Regions from separate parts of the Mus musculus genome. Here region 1 is linked to region 2. The links are chromatin loops, found by intact Hi-C in ENCODE. Cell type or tissue: left cerebral cortex. All regions are shown on one strand. Region 1 overlaps Fermt2 (fermitin family member 2). Region 2 overlaps Ddhd1 (DDHD domain containing 1).

What was found. Hi-C counts contacts between places; a loop is a spot of excess contacts. Peaks named below come from ENCODE experiments on the same cell type or tissue, not always from the same donor. Only the 100,000 strongest peaks of a DNase experiment are listed, where the experiment ranks them.
Region 1: a loop joins it to region 2, with 2.2 times the contacts of the local background. A loop is called at or near these places in 2 of 42 quality-filtered maps.

What each region holds. Positions count from the first base shown.
Region 1 is chr14:45,461,295-45,463,794 of GRCm38, reverse strand. It overlaps Fermt2 (fermitin family member 2), which reads left to right. Exons shown (of 15, transcript NM_146054.3): 13 at 1,555-1,679; 14 at 1,887-2,028. Among named protein-coding and RNA genes, the nearest start is that of Gm34250, 15 kb to the right of the region's middle. In left cerebral cortex, a CTCF peak has its summit at 1,272; DNase peaks (open chromatin) are centred at 14 and 1,197; H3K27ac peaks cover 641 bases.
Region 2 is chr14:45,601,106-45,603,605 of GRCm38, reverse strand. Ddhd1 (DDHD domain containing 1) reads left to right here. Exons shown (of 14, transcript NM_001042719.2): 11 at 715-967; 12 at 1,850-2,041. Among named protein-coding and RNA genes, the nearest start is that of Gm41145, 20 kb to the right of the region's middle. In left cerebral cortex, a CTCF peak has its summit at 1,417 (motif pointing right); a DNase peak (open chromatin) is centred at 1,408; H3K27ac peaks cover 1,375 bases.

The sequences.
Region 1 (2,500 bases), 140 kb after region 2:
AGGAAGGAAGGACGCACTGACTCCTCACTCAGGGAAGAACTGTGTTCAAAGAGACGGAGTTTCTAAAAATGAACTCCTGCCTTCAGATGGCCTCTGACCTTGGCAGTTTGATTGTTTCCATAGATGTCGGGCATCCAAGATGATAGCTTTCTGTCTTTGAGTTGTAGACAAAAATGTGACCTGGACTCTTCTGTTTGGTGACAGGAGCAGTGTGTGGCCTGTGGTTACGGCCCCTGCGCTCCTCTCAGGAGTCTCTGAGGCTGGGTCTTCACATTGCTGCCCTGTAGCATGAGATTCCCAGGCACGAAGTTCACTGCAGGTGACCCTTGCCAGGGCACAGGACAGTCAGCATAGCTTACGTAGTCTGTGAATATTCGCTAAACTTCCCAGGGTTAGTTTGAGTAAGAATGAGCTTTTAACTATAAATAAAAGAATTGCACTGTAGTCCCTCACTGAAAAGACATCATGCTTGTGTGGCCTTAGCTCCCAGGGCCCTGGATGGCAACCTTTTGTTTCTCCTTCCAGGAAAAAGGATGCAAAAAGCAGATGGTAATTGAAGGCCTGCTGCCTTTGTGCAAATAGAGGACCAGTGTGGCCAGCAAGCTCACAGGCAGCCCTCAGCTCTCTCTGAGGAGAGTGCGTGTGTCCTGTCATCTGACTAAATCGGAAAAGGCTACATAGGCTTTTGACTAGTAACTGTTATTTCGCTACTAAAATACTTAGCTTTACCCTCACTGTAAGACACGTGAGGGAGAAGGAGGGGTTTGCCCTTTGCATTGTCTTCTGTGAGCTTCTGTCTTTAATCTGAGTGACACTTGCTGCAGTGTGGCGCCTCTGCTGTAGCCACATAGACAGCGATGGCCGCTTGCTGTCCCCATTCTCATCCTTCCTTGCGTTTCATTTTCACCTGAGTGCCCTTTCTTTCTGCATGGTTTTCTGCTGGAATTTGGGGTTGCAGGTACCATAGCCTTTTCTTTGCTTCATTGCCATTTCCTGATCGCCTCTTTTTTTTTCCCCCCTTTCTGCTTCCTTTTTCTTTCCTCGCATTGCCATCTACAGCCAGGCTGTGTAAGAGATTTGGTAAGTTCTCTATATGTACAGAGGGAAGGAAAGTAGACACTGAGCAGCCGTAGTCCTAGCCATCTGTCCCCCACCATGGGGGATTCACCCTAAAGCAAGTACTGGTAAATGCAACCAGAGCGGTCCTGTTTGGTTGCCATGGAAACGTGATGCTCTGCCTCCTGGTGTTCTGGTTTGCACTGCAGAACTCCAGCCGGCACCTCTGTAGCCATCTGGATGTGTTACTGTGCCATTCATTGCCCACCAGGATCTCTCGGTCCTGGCAGCTCTACACTAGAATCCCAATAATGCCTTGTGTGTGGTACATAAAAACTGAAATTAACATTGGTGCTTTGTTGGGATTCCCAAATGAAGCATTAGATAATTTTTAATTCCAATTCAGCATAATGCTATGGTTGCACATCATTTTTTAATTTTTTTAATAAAAGATAATAATGTCTGGTTATTTAATGAAACATTTAAAATTCTGTTTAGATAACAGCACGGATCTTGGAGGCCCATCAAAATGTAGCCCAGATGAGCCTGATTGAAGCCAAGATGAGATTCATTCAAGCCTGGCAGTCTCTGCCTGAGTTCGGCATCACACACTTCATTGCGAGGTCAGTGCGCTGCTGTGGTCTGTGTGTTCAGTTTGTCCGCCTCGTTGGCTTAGATCTTCACCATTGAAGGCAGGGCTGCTTAGACTACACTAACCTCTTCTACACCAAAACTTAATGCTATTATTATGTCTTATAATAGTTGCATTGTTTTTAGGGTTAGAGAAAATCCCTTCCCCCGTTCTGAGTGGTGTTTCTTCAATATTACAGGTTTCAAGGCGGCAAGAGAGAAGAACTTATTGGAATTGCATACAACAGGTTGATTCGGATGGACGCCAGCACAGGTGACGCCATCAAAACCTGGCGGTTCAGCAACATGAAGCAGTGGAATGTCAACTGGGAGATCAAGATGGTGAGCTAGCACGAACGCCCCTCAGGTGTCACTCAGTGCAGATAGCCTGAGGGCGTAGTTCAGGGTCTGGGTTTGATCCCCAGGACTAAGACAAAAGGTAGATTTTGAAGATTGGATTTTGTGACATGATTTGGTTGTGGTATTTGGCACCCCATTAACTGCTAAGGCTGCTTAGGTTATCAGGCTAGTGAAGTTTAGTGTCTGCTCTCTCCTCTCATACTGGGTGGAGCAGACGGCATTTCCTGATGAAGAAAGACAGCCTTCCTTCTGCCAAGGCTGTCCGAGTAGCTCTGTTCCCATGCTAGAATCTTCAAGTAAGCTTTTAAAGGCCACCATTGGATAGCCAAGCTGTAAGACCCTATCCCCATCCCAGTGAGACCCTGCATAGGGTAGTCTATTTACAGATAATCAGAGTAGAGATGGCTCCAAAGCTGAGAGCTGTTGTTACTCCTCCAGAGAACTAAGGTTCATG
Region 2 (2,500 bases):
AACGAGCGACTTGCTGGACAGCAACCTTTCCTTGGCTTTCAAGTTAGGCTCTTATTGGAGTCACGTGTTTGACCTTATTTACTAAGGTCTGGGCTGTCCTCCACTTCAGCTTTGTGAGTCTGACCTTATAACAAGACTCATTCTTTTCTTTTTTTTAAGATTTACTTATTTATTTTTATGTAGCTGTACAGATGGTTGTGACCCTTCTTGTGGTTGTTGGGAATTGAATTCAGGACCTTTGCTCACTCCTGTCTAAAGATTTATTTATTATTATAAATAAATACACTGTAGCTGTCTTCAGATGCTCAAGAGGAAGGCGTCAGATCTCATTACGGGTGGTTGTGAGTCACCATGTGGTTGCTGGGATTTGAACTCAGGACTTTCAGAAGAGCAGTGAGTGTGCTCTTACCCGCTGAGCTATCTCACCAGCCCAACAAGACTCATTCTTGTTTGATCAGAATACAGTGAAACCGTCTTTCTATGAAAACAAATTAATAGACAAAGATAACTCATTTTTTTTATTACTGTTCTTTTGGGTTTTTAATAATCTCACTATTAGGGACGTGTAATTACACAACCTCACATAGTAACAGTGAAAAATGTTTTTCAGATAACCATTTTTTAAAAATTCTTTCTCACTTTAGAATAAACATTTTACTAAAATCCAGGAATTGTGAATTAAGGTCATGTTTCTTTGCATTCTTAAAAATCTAGGCCTACAGATTAGAACCGTTGATTTTGAAACACTACAGCAACATTTCTCCAGTCCAGATCCACTGGTACAACACTTCAAACCCTCTACCTTATGAGCATATGAAGCCAAATTTTCTCAACCCAGCAAAAGAACCTACCTCAGTTTCAGACAGTGAGAACATAGCAGCTATCCCAAGCCCTGTGACCTCCCCCGTCTTATCTCGGCGCCACTATGGAGAATCTATAACTAACATTGGCAAAGCAAGCATATTGGGTAATTCTCTCATTTCTTACCTATGAATGTAAGTACTTTATGTGTAAGTATTAAGTTGGTTGGAAATGCACTGTTAGAAATCTTCCACCTGTCCATCTCCTGAATTAGCGTCTTTGCTGACTGAAGCAGATGCTCTGACATCCTCTGACTAGATTGAAGAAAGGACGGGGCTTTCTGCTGCTCCTTATAATCTTGGCTCTGTGACTTGCTGAGGGAGCCTTTAAAATGCTGTTGTTTTTATTGCTCTTGTGCATTCTGGGGGCATCAAGGTCTCTGATGTCCTCTCAAAGTGAAATTGTTTAGTCCTTTCGCTTCCTAAGGCAAGAGGGATATTTCATCTCTCCTTGAGTAACTTCCTGTGCCAGCATAGAAATTGGGTATTTCAATTGCATAGCACTTGAATGTGTCCTTTGTTTCTGAGTGAGTGTCCTTTATCTAAGTGCCACAAGATGGCACTCTAAGTAGGCCTTAGCTACCAAACTTACTTGCTATTTGACATCATGCGTAAAGGTTACTAATGGCATTGTATAGCATACATTTAGTAAGACATATTCCTATTAATAGGTAGATGCCCCATGTCAACCGCATGGGTCTCTTGTTAGAAGTTTTAATCTTGCCATAAACCTCTGTAACAATGAATATTTGAATAAAATAACACCTGGGTTGCTTTGGCTATATGTTCCTGTATCTGTATTCCTAGAATTTATATTTTCCTTCTTTTAAACATCATTCTTATTTAGAAACCTACAGTAGAAATTGGAATATTTTTAGGTCCCCACCCTGAGAAAGTCCCTCAGTCAGTCGGCTGTGATTGCGGGTGCTGCTCCCCAGGGTGCTGTGAGCGGAGTCAGTGGAGTGATTGCCTTATTCTGTGACATGCAGGGGCTGCTAGCATTGGAAAGGGCCTTGGAGGAATGTTGTTCTCAAGATTTGGACGTTCTTCAGCATCACAGCCGTCTGAGCCATCTAAAGACTCACTGGAAGATGATAAGAAGCCTTCAGCTTCACCCTCTACCACCACCGTGGCAACGCAGACCCTGCCGCACAGTGGCTCCGGCTTCCTCGACTCCGCATGTCAGTCCTACAGTTCTATCCTTGAGCTTTTGTGCCTTTGTCTCTGTAGCTTTTGATGGGTGGGCGGGGAGGGCTGGGCGAGCAGGGCCAGTAGTGGTCCCACTCAAGTCTGAAGTCGTTGAAAGGAAAGGTAATGTGAGTTTTAAGAATATTTTCTAGGCAAGTGTAGTTTTAGTATCTGCGTTGACAAGTTGCTAGATTATAACCAGGACTCTCTGGCACGAGAGTCTAAATTATCAAGTACAAGACAAGTCTCTGGGGTAGGCAACCCTAGCTTGTACAAAGTACATTTTTATTAATACGCTCACCAAGGTTTAAGTTTCCAGTCACTCTAGATGTGTCCTCTGTCTGACACACTGCTCTGTCCTGCAGCTAACCACACACTCCTATGCAGCTTTCTGAGCCCTCCAAGGCTGAGGCATTCTCTTGGGCCCCACTGTGTGTCTTCTGTCCCTGCCC